Regions from separate parts of the Homo sapiens genome. Here region 1 is linked to region 2. Evidence: chromatin loops called from intact Hi-C (ENCODE). Cell type or tissue: A673. All regions are shown on one strand.

Evidence for each region. Peaks named below come from ENCODE experiments on the same cell type or tissue, not always from the same donor. Only the 100,000 strongest peaks of a DNase experiment are listed, where the experiment ranks them.
Region 1: a loop joins it to region 2, with 4 times the contacts of the local background. A loop is called at or near these places in 2 of 110 quality-filtered maps.

Annotation. Positions count from the first base shown.
Region 1 is chr21:26,485,484-26,493,483 of GRCh38, forward strand. All of the region lies in intron 2 of CYYR1 (cysteine and tyrosine rich 1), which reads right to left. All of the region lies in intron 1 of CYYR1-AS1 (CYYR1 antisense RNA 1), which reads left to right. Among named protein-coding and RNA genes, the nearest start is that of CYYR1-AS1, 84 kb to the left of the region's middle. In A673, a CTCF peak has its summit at 4,480 (motif pointing right); DNase peaks (open chromatin) are centred at 498, 2,798 and 5,488; H3K4me3 peaks cover 1,605 bases; H3K27ac peaks cover 7,863 bases.
Region 2 is chr21:26,712,365-26,720,364 of GRCh38, forward strand. No RefSeq gene overlaps it. Among named protein-coding and RNA genes, the nearest start is that of ADAMTS1, 130 kb to the right of the region's middle. In A673, CTCF peaks have their summits at 3,713 (motif pointing right) and 4,975 (motif pointing left); DNase peaks (open chromatin) are centred at 3,737 and 4,987.

The DNA of each region.
Region 1 (8,000 bases), 230 kb before region 2:
TCTCTCTGCCATCAATAACCCCGGGTATCAGCAATCTGTTCTCCGTTTCTGTAATTTAGTCATTTCAAGAAGATTATACAAATGGAATCATACAGCATGTGAGTTTTGGAGATAGTCTTTTTTCCCTCAGCGTAATGCCTTTGGAATCCATTCCAGTTTCTGCATGTATCAGTAGTTCATTCCTAGATGAGCAAGCAGTCCATGATATGGCTATAACACACTTTGTTTAACCATTATTTATTGTAGGGCATTTTGGTTTGACAAATAAAGTTGCTATAAACAATCATGTACAGATTTTTGTGTGGACATAAGTATTCATTTCTCTGCAATAAATGCCCAGAAGTGCAATTACTGGGATGTACGATAAATGTATGTTTGAGTTTTAAAGAAACTTCCAAGTTATTTACATTCCTACCAGCAAGGTATGAGAGATCCTCTCTGCGTCCTTGCCAGTATCTAGTTTTATAATCTGTTTTTTAGCTGTTTTAACGGATAAAGCATTAAGTGTAGTGGTATTTCATCATGGCCTTAATTTGCATTCCCGTAATGGCTAGCAAGGTTGAACATGTTTTCGAAAGCTTATTTGCCATTCATCTTCTTCAGTGAAATGTCCACCTGAGTCTTTTGCCCATATTCTAATTGGATTGCTTGGTTATTTTACTGTTGAGTTTTTGAGAATTATTTGAGTCCTTTACAAAATATGTAGTTTGCGAATATTTTTACTGGTCTGTAGCACATCTTTTCATTCTCCCAACAGGGTCGTTCACAGAACAAAAGTTTTTAAATAAAGTCCAATCTATCATTTTTTTTCTTTTATGGATTGTGCTTTGGGGTCATACGTGGGAACTTTTCATGAAGCCCTAGGTCCTGAAGACTTTCTCCTATGCTTCTTTCTAAAAGACTGATTATTTTACATTTGATATTTAAACCTATGATCTATTTTTGTTTAATTTCTGTACGAGGTATTAGATTTAGGTTGAGGTTCATTATTACCAGATTATTTTGCCTGTGGATAGCCAGCTACTTCAGTACCATTTATTAAAAGCATTCCTCATCCCCCCATCGCATTGCTTTTGCACCTTTGTCAAAAATCAGTTGGCCTGTGCAGGACTGTTTCTAGGTTCTAATTTAGCTAATTTTTTTTTCTTTTTTTGCAAAATGAGATTTTATAATCAAGATATTAAATGTATCTATGGTGGCTGAAATAATATGAAACTGTCTTTTATAACAAAGCTCAGAGATAATATATTTTATTCCATAAATCGCTTTTCATGAGTAAAAAAAGATTCTGATAATGTTGCCATGTTGCAGTAACACTTTTAGGCTTAGCACTGCTATACAGCAGCTTACTAGTTATCTTGATGTGGTTTTACTATTAATATTAAATAATATTTAAGGAAAATAGCAGATATGAAAAGTACGCCAGAGTAATATTTATCTTCTTCTCGGATACGACCCAATTTACAAATGCATTTTATAAAACTATAAATCAAAGGGCTTATGAATATTCTATGTAATAATTTAGTAACAGCAGTCCCAATAAAGTAGAAAAATTAAAAAGGCCATGCGGATATTTGATATCTATATTTGATACCACACGGATATTTTACACCTATACAAAAAGTGGGGAAAATTCTAGAATATTTTTGTTAGGATAAACTTCCATATGGAAATAAGAGTTTGAAATAAAATACCTTTACCTTTGAAATAAGTCAAAGGTAAAAGTATCAGAAGAGAGAGTTCTCTGGAAAAAGTAACCATAGCTTCAAAAGAATAAACTTAAAGTAGGTTTATTTCTTATTAAAATAAAAAAATTATAAGTGAAGCTAAAGCATTTTTATCTTTTGTTAAAGAAGGTAATATTTAGTCGACTTATTTATTTGTGATGATACACATGAGATGAATTAAGCAATGATAAAAATCCTATTCCTACTACAGCGCTGAAAGTCGACTACATACATGAGAATAAATCTTGGCAAAATTCTATATCAGATCATCCTACTTCCTCAATAATTCATTCTTTTGGCCAATTCATTAAAATACTGTAATACCCTTGAATACAATGTTTTATTATAAATCATTGGCAATTTTAGTAACACTTTGACTTGCTTAACTTAAAAATAATGCATTTTCTTCTCTGTTGCTTAAATAAATACAGAAAATAATAGAAAAACAAACTCAATGGAGTATCATTTTCAATATTAACAGTATTTACTTATATTAATCGTAGGATCTCAGAACTATCTCTATTTCTATTTTTATCTCTATGAGTCTGGTTACATGTACATCTATGTATACGTGTATCAGATAAGAAAACCATAATATCGAATAGTTAAATTGTTATTAAATATTGTTACTACTCCAAGTGTAAAATGCTTAGGAGGGTAGGAAGACCAATCCATGTAATTTTTCCAGTAAGTCTACATTACTTGCAAAAAAAAAAAAAAATCTGTAAAATCCAAATATGCTAATAATGTTTTTTTATTTTGCTTTTTTTTTTTCTTTCATTCTGGTGACTCCCCTTAATAACTTCACTCAATATATCCTCTTTCTTGGGGCTTTATAGATAACTTCTTTCTGTTAGCCTCATGATAATAAAACTGGAAACTAATATCTCTTTGAATGAATAAATTTACGTGATTTATTGACTCAAGCCCCATGACAGAGACAATTGTGTAACCCAATATTCATTTTCTACATTTTCCTTGATAAAAGAAGTCTGAGGGTTGACTAAAATAAAGACTACATCTTCCCCTACTTCCTTCCTTCCTTCCTTCCTTCCTTCCTTCCTTCCTTCCTTCCAGACAAGGTCTAACTGCGTCACCCAGGCTGGAGTGCAGTGGCTCACTGAAGTCTCAACCTCTGGGCTCAAGTGATTCTCCCACCTCAGCCTCCCTAGTAGCTGGCACTATGGGCACACGTCACCATTACCAGCTAATTTTGTAATTTTTGTAGAGACAGGATTTCGCTATGTTGCCAGGCTGGTCTCCAACTCCTGAGGTAAAGCAATCTGCCTGCCTCAGCCTCCCAAAGTGCTGGGATTACAGGCATGAGCCACCATGCCTGGCGAGTACTACATCTTCCAGGTAGCCTTAAAGCTAGTGTTTTGTTTTGTTTTGTTTTTTACATGTTGAGTTTTGGAAAATAAGTTGTAATAAAATATTTTGTGTCAATTCTCAGGAAACCTCCTTAAAAGATGGCTGGAATGGGATTTTTCTCCCATTTTCTGTCTTACCTTCCTTTCAGCTTTCTGAAATAGGAGTGTAATGGCTGAGCTCTAGTCTCCAAGGTGGACCATGAAGACAAGAGCCATATCCTAGGGATGGAAGAGGTATGAGTTTGATGGAGTTTGTATCCTTAATAACAACATGGAGATGCTGTATCAACTCCCATTTCCTTTGCACGAGAAACAAACTAGTTTAAAAAAAATTATTAAAGTCTCTGTTATTCTAGTTTGAGTGTGAATGTATGTGTGTGTGATATGCTACCCAACCTAATCTTACCTAATACAATTCCTTTGCCAAAATTGCTATACAGTTTAAACAAAAGCAAATATTTAATGTGGAAATGGCAGTTTTAAGGAACATACAGGTACTCTGGGATCCTGTAGAAAAGTTCTAAAAAAGCATATCAGAACCAGGAAAGCAAGAGACTGCATTCAATTTCATTAATTGGGATTGTTCCTCATATCTTACGTAGAATTAAACTTTATGGCTCAGTGAGAGATCTTTAAGAAATCTATACATTACTTCGATGTCAAAGTAGTATACAAAATGAGAATAAAAAGTGCTCTTGAATATGTTGTAGATTGTAGGGTGATCTACAGAATAACACTTTATCACTAGAGTTCAATGGTAAATGCTTTGATTGATGAACAAAAAGTACCCTTTAAGAACTGCCTGGTTAGCATTTATTTGCACTGACTGAATTATCTGAACAAGTGCCAAATTCTTACATGATTTTGTGCCAATATAGATTTAATGAGAGTCGAATACATATGATTCAAAAATGGTCATATTAAAAAAATCAAACACGATTTTTCAGTTTTCTGTAAGGTTTTATATACATGCACATACATATTGTTTTATGTATGTATAATATATATAATATAAGATATATATTTAACTGTGTGGATACCAAATGTCATCATTTGGTTAGTTGTCAGTACAGCTTTGAGACTGCACAACACAACATACTATATGTCAAAATCTAAATGCAGTAAATCATAGTTACAGAAGTTTCTAGAACATTTTAATGCTATGTACATGAAAGTGATTCATTTAACTGTTTAACACCAATATTTGGAAAAGCAGTATTGACTCAGTAGTACTGAAACAGGTATAATTGTATCCCCAGTAACAACATGGAGATGCTATATCAACTCCTGTTCCCTTTACATGAGGGAGAAACAAACTCGTTTTTGAAAAACAAAACACCTTAGATGTTTGATTTATCCCTCAGTCATTTTGCCTACAATTCTAACTGACTACCACTAGATAGCGACATTCACGACTTCACTCATTAAGTATATATTGAGCGGCTGGGGGCAGTGGCTCACACCTGTAATCCCAGCACTTTAGGAGGCTGAGGAGTGCTGATCCCTTGAGCCAGGAGTTCAACACAAGCCTGGCCACATGGTGAAACCCTGCCTGTACGAAAAATACAAAAATTAGCCGGTGTGTGACACACACCTGTAGTCTCATCTACTTGGTAGGATGAGGCATGAGAATCGCTTAAACCTGGGAGGCAGAGGTTGCAGTGAGCCAAGATAGCCTCACTGCACTCCAACCTGGGTGACAGAGTGAGACCCTGTCTCAAAAAATTTAAAAAAAATATATATATATTGAGCATCACTACGTGCTAGCACTATTCTGGGTACTACGATACAAAGTTGGATGATACATAATACTTGACTTTAAAGATTTTAGAGCCATGTACTAGATAGCAAACAAAGAGATTTTGAAGGTCAACTATCTCCAGGCATAGAAGACTATGACAAGACAACAATGAAATAATTTGGTCATACTCAGCAAAAGAGAATTGTTTTTCTTTTTAAAGTATAAATATAATACACTAGAGAGAATAGTAGTAATTTCTTAATGCTATTTCTTGGTTACATGTAACAGATTTTTGAATCAGAGAGTACTTTTGGGACATTGACCACAACTCACGTGTTTTGAAGGTAAGAAAACCAAATATGTGAGGACCTAAAATAAAATAGTTGCCAAAGTTCTTCCAGCTAGTTTTGTGGTAGAGTTCAAACTGGAGCTTGGCAGTCCTAATTTCCACCACGGAGCTGAGTAGATTGCAATGGCCTGCCTTGCTCTCATTTTCTCATCCACTCAACAAATGCTATGGTGTATCTTCTTTGTGCCAGACACTCTACTAAGCACTAGGCATGTAAAGATGAAAAAATTCTACTTGGGAAGTAGAGAAAGAGAGGAGAAAAGAATTCCTGGAATGTCTGTGAAATTTAAGCTCTAAGACCTGATGACTGATCCAACGGGGGAGTGAGTGAAAGGCAAGAGTGTAGAATGCTTTCCCTATGGGTGATTGCATTCTGCCACACAATACAGTCTATCAAAATGTGTTGAAAAGAAAAATATGAAACATGGAATTATAAACTAGAGCCAAATAGATACAGCTACTGCACACAGGCTTTCCTGCTTTTCTCATTCCAAGCCTAAAAAATCTTCAATTACTTCCAGATACAATACTCTCATTTATAATGCATTGGCATGGTTCACCCTTTTGAAGTAACCTTTGCTGAAACTTCCCACTGAGCTAATTATCTTAACTTGCTTATGGTGATTACTTTAGACAGGACTTTCTTCTTTTTCTTTCTGTACCTTTTTGTCATGCTTTGAGTGGAAATAAAAACTCACAAACTGGTTTTTTAATAGTGACTACAAGGATTTCTATTGAAAGTCCATTTGTTGAGATTTAAGTCCTGAGAGCATATAAGACTTAAAAGATTGAATGCGATATGAAAATTCAGAGCTAATACTCTTTCCTTTCCATTGACTCGAAGATGGAGAGTTTCAAATAAATATGGAGGCTCACACAGTCAATGACCTGGCAGAACAGCATCTGCTTTTTGGGGGCAGCTGGATATTTAAAGATTTAATAAGGATTAAATATTTAAAGATTCTAATAAAACTCATGTTGATATTGGAGATTGTAAACCTTTCCAAAGTAACTGCTGAAGGAGGTAATAAACTCTGATGGCAAGTAGACTCCAGACAATGAGTCCACGTGCCTAACCCAGTGTCTTCTCCTGTGGCTCTACTGATTGCTTTTGTCTACACATTACAAGCTGGCCTGCCCACCCAGGCCACTGTGATCCTTTGCCTGGGCCCTCGCAAGTTCCCATTCTCTGTTGAGACAAGCCTGTGACTGATCGCTGTCTGCTGGGGAGATCTCCTGTTCTAGGGCTGTCAGTGATTTGCCTGGTTCTGACATTTATTATCTGCACACAACTCTCACAAGCCTGAGGCTGCCCAGACTCAACAGCTCCTGCCCAGTCACACCTCCTCAAATGTCTTGCTCACAACCTTACCTGTGTCAGCCTGATGTGATTGATTGGAGCTGTCATACTTTGGCTTCCTCTTAGGGTCTAGCTTCGTGCGCATTAAAATTCACAAGCAACCTATTTTCATCATAGCATCAATATCATTGTCTTTCACTATAGATGCTGCTAATACACAGCTCCAAAGAGTTTCTGAGTTTTATGTCTATCCATTAGATCTCAATCTCATCTTATTCCAGTATATACAATCCCAGAGAAGGAACGTGATTGGCGTTGGGAACCTACCTTTGTATCAATTCACATGGCCAAGGCCAGAGATACTGTAATTGGCCTAGCTTTAATTAGATACCTGTCCTTAGACCTGCCATTTGTAACCACTGAGAAAGACATGAGGGAAATAGAGGTGCTCAGTTTAGTAGCAGAGGCAGGGGAATTGGCAAACAATGACACAGACATTCACACACACTGCAACTTTGTATGGTTGGCATTATTTGAATTCTAGGTTCAAGTTTGCACCTACAGATGTGAGCTAGAATTATAAAGAATGAATGACAGAGACAGATGCCCCCAAATCTCAGTTCCATTTATCTTTCATCTAAACATATAAGTGGTACCACAAAGTCAGAAACGTACCTTTGGGCACGTTTGCAGGAGTGAGGCTACGAAGAGTTCTAGTGGCCATCTGTTCTGGCAGATCATATTTCAAAAAAAAAAATCTCAAGGTCGAAGAGAATAATAAATTATGCAGCATGAAACAATTTTAAATATCTCTAGCCTACCTATGATGTTGGAAATTTAAGGGAGACTAAGACTGGGAAAGACACACGCATATGCATAGGATTAAACGCAAATGGGGAAGTGCAAACTAGGTTCTATGAGATCAGAGAGGACGGCATCTATCATATATGTTAGCATGTGTGAGAGTGTGTGTGAGTAGAGATTGGTTGTGTGAGAGAGAGGTTGTGTGTATATGTGTGTGTGTGAAAGGGTAACTTAGGGAGTTAACCCTTTCTGAATCCTAAAGGGTTGACGGGATTAGAGCAGAAGCACATTTCAGATCAAAAGAACACAGAAATGCCATAGGAATGCAATATATCATGATGTGCTTCAGGGACCATGAAAAGTTGACAGTTGCTGGAATAAAAAACAGAGAGGTAAGGCTGGAGAATAAGCAGAGGTTTGGGTGGGGTCTTCTGGATAAGGAACGTCTTTAATAATACTGTAAAGAACTTGAACTTTTTATTGGAGTTCATGGGAAACAAATGAAATGGTCTAAACATGGATACGTTTAAGGGTAACATGGAGAGTGGATTTGATGGGTACCAGACTGCATCCAGGCATTCTAATTAAAAGACTGTTGTAAATATCTGGACAAAAGATGGTAAAAGACTTAACTTGGCAATGGCAGTGGGACAGGAAAGAAGGTGGGGAGAAAAGAATTCAGGAAAAACATTGAAGGTAAAGTTAGTTG
Region 2 (8,000 bases):
CGTACCAGGTAAGAACTAGCATATAATATTTGTTGAAGCTACCTTTGTGTTCCTCCTCCCCTTTGGGGTTAAGTAAATTTGTCATTCTTGAGTCTTCAAAAATGTCTATATGTATAGGGTACATAGTAACTCTACCCAGTGCAATTAAACAGGAAATATTCCTCCATTACACTGTATTCATGCACTAATTTATGCACTGAAACTATCATTCATTTATTCAATCCTTAATACCAATGTTAAAGCACTGCTTCAGAAGATATGGAGAGAGATTATACTACATTAAGTAATATAATTTTATGCATTATAGAATAGAGTATGTATATGTATAATCAATATCTATATTTTTTCTCAAGATATTTTAACTATTATCAAAGGCTAGATGTTCAACAGGACATTATACATTTCTTTGATTTTTAAGTACTAACATTAATAATATCCATCAATTATTGGATGCTTAGTCCATGCTAGGCACTCTATGATTACTGTCTCTTTTAATATTATGACAACCTTTTGATGTAGTTTATCATTTGGACCATGTGAATGACTGTAACAAGCATCGCAAAATCTCAGCAGCTTAACAAAGAGAGATTTGTTTCTTACTCATCTCGAAGTCCCTTTTCTTTAAGCAGTGATTCAGGGATCCAGGCTTCTTCCTTTGGACCATTGGAGCCAAAGGGCTCATGGAACATTTTAGAGGCCAGGTCTGGAAATGACATGCACCTGTTCTGCTCACATGCCATTGACCTGAATTAATAACAGCATCCACGTGGTTCAAGTTAAGCTGGGAAGTGTAGTCTACCTGTGTGCCCAAATAGAAAATAAAATTATTTGGAAAACTCATAGTATTTTCTCTGCCACATAAATAAAATTAGGTGCTGTCTTTATTATTAATATTTTCAATTTATATTTGAGAAAGTCAAGGCTTAAAAAGATAAAAGGACTTGCTCATGGTAGGTAAATTGTTGAGCTAAGATTCTCAGAAGACACATCCTTACCTACTACACAATACAGTCTCCCAGCTCTTTCTTGAACAAATCAATGTTCATTATACCAGTGGTCTATATTGTTGTAACACATTGCAACTAATAAGGAAAACATGCATGGATTTCCTTTAGAAATTAAATGATTGCTTAAGTATTTTTCTAAAATAAACCAGCATACCTACTTCTTGCATATTTTATTTTCTGAGTCATTGGCTTCGAGTAAATGATTTTGAGTGTTCATAAATCAGATGAAAACAAATTATTTGTTTTAACTGCATCAGGGATAATTAATTATTGGACAATTTGAGCTTTTTAAAATTTTGCTTTGTGGAATTTAGACTCAGAGTTAAATATAACTTCCCTTAATGATGACTAAATTAAACGAAATTACAACTGTCTTATCTACATGGATAATTGGGCCATCCACATGAGGCACTTCCAATTCTGAATTAATCATCTATTGCTTTTTTTCATAAGCTATGTTGATATTTTACCACGACTTAGGACTAACTAAGGTGGTAAATTAAAAATCTGTTTTTTCATTTTGATGATAGCTCTACACAATTTCTATATTGGTGCAAATGTTGAGTTCTTACATTTAGTTGGAAATATTTTTTAAATAACTTCATATGTAAATGTTATATGGAACCATTCTCCTTCACCTAGGAACTATATGGAATGTCCCAACTCCTTAATATTCTCAAAATTTTTGGCACCAAGAAAGGATAATCAGAAATGAAACCAAATGTTGAGGTAAAAATCAAATAAGCACTATGTCCCTGTTCTCTCTTTTAGTGGAGTTGTTCAAAGTATCACGGTATTTGATAAGCCCAAATTCATGATGTAAGTTTTGAAATAATTATCAGTGAACAGCATTGTTCTCTGTTATGATTTATAGAGTTGCTCTGAAGTTTTTGTTTTGTTTTGTTTTGTTCTGTTTGGAAGGGAGTGTGATAAAGAGAGCACTTTTGTCCCTAACTTGCTGTAGAGCTTTTCAAAAATTGTTAAATGTCTTGTAGGATGCTTTGTTGGCAAGCATGAGATAACTGTATTGACTTGTGTGCCTCAGCTCCAGAGAAAACAAAATTAGTTTACTGGAGCAAAAAATGTTTTGAAAATTTATATAAATTCTACAAAGAAATGTCTAAAAACTTCTGATTTTGCACTGGACACCTCTCAGCCAAAATGGTAGAATGGTCAGGGGTTGAATTGTGACCCCCAAAAAGATACTTTGAAGACCTATCCCATGTACCTGAGAATGTGACCTTATTTGGAAATAGGGTCTTTGCAGATGTAATCAAGTTATGATGAGGTCATTAGGATGGGCCCTAATCCAATATGACTGATGCCTTATAAGAAAAGGGAAGACTATATCAAGAGAAACACACAAGGAGAGAGCACCAGGTGGGCACAGATGTAGAGACTGAAACCATGTAGCTGTAAGCCAAGGATTGGACAGGATTGATGGTCGCCATCAGAAGCTAGGAAGAGGCAAGGAAATATTCTGTTACTGGAAAGGGGTCCAGATCCAGACCCCCAAAGAGGGCTCTTGGATCTCTTGCAAGAAAGAATTCAGGACAAGTCCATAGAGTAAAGTGAAAACAAGTTTATTAAGAGAGTGAAAGAATAAAGAATGGCCATTCCATAGGCAGAACAGTCCCGAGGGCTGCTGGTTGCCCATTTTTATGGTTATTTCTTGATTACACGCTAAACAATGAGATGAGTGGATTGTTCATGCCTCCCCTCTTTAGGCCATTTAAGGTATCTTCCTGACATTGCCATGGCATTTGTTAACTATCATGGCGTTGATGGGAGTGTAGCAGTGACGACGACCAGAGGTCACTCTCATCACCATCTTGGTTTTGATGGATTTTAGCTGGCTTCTTTACTGCAAACTGTTTTATCAGCAAGGCCTTTGTGGCCTGTATCTTGTGCCGATCTCCTATCTCATCCTGTGACTTTGGAATGCCCAACCTCCTGGGAATGCAGCCCAGTAGGTCTCAGCTTCACTTTACCCAGCCCCTATTCCAGATAGAGTCACTCTGGTTCAAAAGCCTCTGATATTTCTATCCAAAGACTCAGAGGGAGTGTGCCCCTATGAGTGCCTTAAGTTTGGACTTCTAGTCTTCAGAACTGTGCAAAAGTAAATTTCTGTTGTTTTAAACCACCCAGTTTGTGGTACATTGTTACAGGAGTTCTAGGAAACACATACAAATGGCTGCAAGTCAAACATGCAAAAGGGAAAGCTGTTTTTACTTATTTGCTTCTCTTTTCTCTTGGGGTTGGAGGAGAATCCCTGCCATGGAGCCAGCGACCTAGGGCCTGAGAGTGTGGCTTTAGGCCCTTGAGGTGGTGCCTCAAGTAACTCCATGGAAGTCACAAAAATCAAGTAGATTAAAGACCTGAGTGTCCCCCCGCCCCTCCGCATGTTCTTATGATAATGGGAGTGGAGTTGGTGATCAGGTGGGCTGTTTGTTACAACAAAGTATTTGTAGAAGATAAAAGGTTTGTAAAACTAAGCAATACATCTTTTCTTCAACAAACCCTGTCTCACTTTCTGTTATGTGCCTGTGGTCCTCTCTACTGCCCAGGAAGCTGGGTCATTCCACTTTCTCTGATCTAAGAGAAATTGCAGAGATGAAGGAGGGCTTGGCAGTTCGGGGACTAGCAGCCGGTGGTCAGCATCAGAACCAGTACCATCAAAAAACTGCAATGATAGTTGTCAACACTAGGTGGCACCACAGCAAAGCCTGCAGACGCCCCAGTCTCCAAGGAGTGCCACGCATCCCTGTGCTAGGAAGTTATAGGAATTCTCCTTCATCTGTGCGTGCCTCTTGCTTTCAGTAACCTACACCTTTCCTTTCAAACAGAAGTGATGCCTACCTGTGGACTAAGGCAGGGTTCAGCCTTAGAATGGGCTCATAATTCCTAGAGAATCATGATCCTGTAGAAGCAGGTGAAAGCAAAGACACCTGGATGAAAAGTTGAGTAAAAAAGAAAGCACCAATACCTGTGCTTTGAGTCACTTCACGATGTCCCCACCGCCTCCCTAGCTAAGACAGCCCTGCCACTTTCCCTGCCCTCCCCCACTTTTGTATGTCCAATTGAACCCTTTCTACAAAAGTCCCTTGAGAATGCCTGTTGTTCTTCTGAGGATGCTGTTAATACTCACTTTAGACATCACCAGGAGGCACCCAGTGCGGCTGGCTCCATCTCACAAAATGTGACTTCTGCGATCCCCATCCTTCTTTGTATTTCTGGAAACACATGAACTGTACATTGAGTTGGTAAGATCCTTCCTGGAACTTACTCCTGACCACATGATCAAAGCCCTGTGTAGTTTTCATGGTATAAGGCAATAACTCTTACTTAAATTTATTGGTTCTTTTTATATACAAGAGAACAGGTCAACTGCAACCTGTGTTTTAAGCACATTCAAAATACATTATAATTTGTTTTCATTTAACTGTCATCAACTTAGGTGAAAGTCATCCTTTTTAAGACCTTTGATTTGGAAGGAGTTTTCTCACTTGTGTTACATATTATGCCTTGCCTTTAAAGGTAGTCTTCAAACAAATATAATAATGAAAATTGGTTTGTATTAATGTAGTGGTAAAAATTTAGGTCTAAGGAGACAGATGAATTAGGTTTCTCGAGTCAATTTGAATGCAACAAAAAAAATCTAGGTTTCTTATTTATAACTCCTGCATTTTACAAATCTGTCCATTTGAAGCTGTGGGCTTACATAAATCTGTCACTTGGTACATCAAATAATCTGGGATTGCTTACAATTTAACCATTAAGATCTTTTCTAATGCAGCTCATTTTTTAGAAAATCGTATTCAAGCATAGATTGCTGGGTTTTATTTAAAATTAAGATTTTTAAGACACAATATTCTCTTTTATTTCAGCTTTAGATCCCTTCCCCAAACAGTAAAAATGCTCGCATAAAAATAAAATATTATGAACAGATTTAGTGGCAGCTGATTCTGGGTTAAATGCTCCACCTTGTGGTTGAATAAGGAAATTTACTTTTTAACTTTTTATTTAATGATGTTAATATGAAAGTTGTCTTCTCTTTTTGTCCTTGGAAGACAAAGAGACTGCTGCTGCTGATGGTGAAATTATCCATAATGTGTATATAGATTCACCAAGAAGATATGATTTGGTGGCTTCAGAAGCCAGATTTCGGGGTACACCAGAGACTCAGCAATTGACATTGGTGCCATCTGGTAAAACGTGACCAAAATGAACCCCAAGTTAGTACCCTGAAGGTTTTACCCTTTGTGTAGAAACGTTTCCTAAGTCATTCTACACAATAAATTAATACTACACAATTAATACCTGCACATATAGTCCAGAAGGAAATGAAATGGACAGGTGCCTGTGTGCGCGCCTGTGTGTGTGTGTGTGTGTGTGTGTGTGTGTGTGTATGTGTGTGTGTGTGTGTGTAGGTGGGGTAAGGGGATAGGAAATTACAGCTCTGAGGGTGAAACTAATTTAGTTCTATTTTCAGAAGCCTCAAATCTCCACTCCCACTTCTCTTGCAGTATGCAGGAAGGAGGCTGGATCCCATCAATACCTAAGGAAAGCTCACTATCACTTGCTTTGGAAAATGGAAAATTCCATTCTCATCAGCTTTCTGCAGAACCTGGAGCCATCTCAGCCAACCAGAGTTCTTTCATCGAGATGGGCCCTACAGATGCTTTCTCCTTTCTTTTCATCCTAAAGAAATGCTACCCTCATATCTGTTTTTACTTCCATAAGCTTATTTTTCTTTTTGTCACAGAACTTCGTAGGTACATTTTAGGGCACATTAAATTTTAGCTAATACTTATTGCTTCCGAAATAATATCTGTTCTGGTTTTCAATTGGCCATTCTTGCATTGCTATAAAAAATACCTGAGACTGGGTAATTTATAAAAGAGGTTTAATTGGCTCATGGTTTTGTAGGCAGTACAGGAAGTATGGTGCTGGCATCTGCTTGGCTTCTGTGGAGGCCTCAGGAAACTTACAGTCGTGGCAGAAGGCAAAGCAGGAGCAGGCACATGGCCAGAACAGGAGAGAGAGAGAGTCGGGGGTGAGGTGCCACATACCTTTAAACAACTAGATTTCACAAGAACTCACTCAGTATCTCGACAAGAGCACCAAGAGGCTGGTGCTAAGCCATTCATGAGAAATCCACATCCATGATCCAAACACCTCCCACGAGGCCCCACCTGCAACACTGGGGATTACAATTCAACATGAGATTTGAGAGGGAACAAATATCCAAATTATATCACCATTGCATTTTATTGTTTTCTACCTTCAGTAAAATAGCTTCTGACAGCAAAATGAGTCACACTAGACCTCCTGAATTTAAGGAGAAAGGTGTGTGGTCTATTAACATTTGTGTATTTTGTTGTCCTTTCCTTGAAAGTAGAAGATTCAGAAGGAAGTCCCAGGCCTCCTAGTCCCTTCCCCCTGTCTTTGCAAAGAGGATGAAGACGGTAATGCCCCATCTCAGGGAACATGTTCCTAACAGCCAGTTTAAAACCTTTAACACAGAAAGAGAAAGAAATAGTTTTGCTGAATTCATTTACTAGTAATATTTTAAAAGCAGTGTTTAGGCCGGGCATGGTGGCTCATGCCTGTAATCCCAGCACTTTGGGAGGCTGAGGTGGGCAGATCACAAGGTCAGGAGTTCGAGACCAGCCTGACCAACATGGTGAAACCCCGTCTCTACTAAAAATACAAAAAAAAAAAAAAAGAAAAAAAGAAAAAATTAGCCAGGTGTGGTGGCACGCGCCTGTAATCCCAGCTACTCAGGAGGCTGAGGCAGGAGAATCGCTTGAACCCAGGAGGCATAGGTTGCAGTGAGCCGAGATCGCGCTGCTGTACTCCAGCCTGGGCGACAGGGAGAGACTCTGTTTCAAAAAAAAAAAAAAAAAAAAGGTAGTGTTTAAGGTATGTCACATATGTAGAACATCAGAATGAGAAAATGATGACAGTGGGCAGGCTGGCGGGCGACTGCAGATGAAATGTGGTGATTATGAAAAGTGTAGCATCTCTAGAGCCTTAGGCACATGCCTGGTTATGTGTTAAGAGCTATTCAAGAATAAGCTGTTCTAATAATCACAACTCTATAAGATGGGGCTACTAGTGTCCCCATAAAATATAAGGAAACTGAGACATGGGGTCATTGTCACACCTCCCTAATGTCATATGGCTGGAAAGTGGCAAAGTCAGAATTTGAACCCAGGGTCCTTCTGCCTCCAGCATTCATGTTCTTCATCTCAACACTCTCCCAGATTTTGTGGCAACAGTTGAAAATCAATATTGCCCTAAACCACTGTAATTTCAACAAAGATCTATGAACACCTATCATGTGTCAGGCCCGTGATGAACTCTGAGGGCACTGAGATGGATGACCTGGTCCCAGCTGTCCAGCCTCTGGTGAGTCTTTTTCAGCCTGTGAACACAGCTGTGGGAAACCTCCAATACCACACACAGCTTTTGCCCACCGGGCAGGCCCAACAAATGGCGTCTAGACACCACATACCATAGAGCCGCTGCCTTGCCAGCCATGAGGTCACACAACGCACTAGTCCACAGCACGCAAGCTGCCTTGGCGGCGTCTCAGGCCTGCTAATTGGGACAGGTGCAGAGTGATGACAGCGGGCCACCCACAGAGCTCTGGCACACTGGCAAAGACATGAGGAGCGGGAGGACAGGAAGAAGAGAAAGCCTGAACTGCAGCCTGGGCAGTGGTGGCTGGCAGATAAAAACATCCTTTATGCACCAAGAACTTGGCTATTTTTGGAATGGGCATTCCCTAATCTCTAAAGCAAATGGTAAAGCCTCAGGAAATGAGAGCCTATGAAAATATATGCCTACATGCAACCACCAGCCTTCCAAACTGGAAAGATAATTTGCACATATACACACATACACGCACGCACAGACACACATACATACATGCACAAACACTCCGATAATTCTAGTAGAAGCTGTGGATCTTTGTAGGATGTAAAG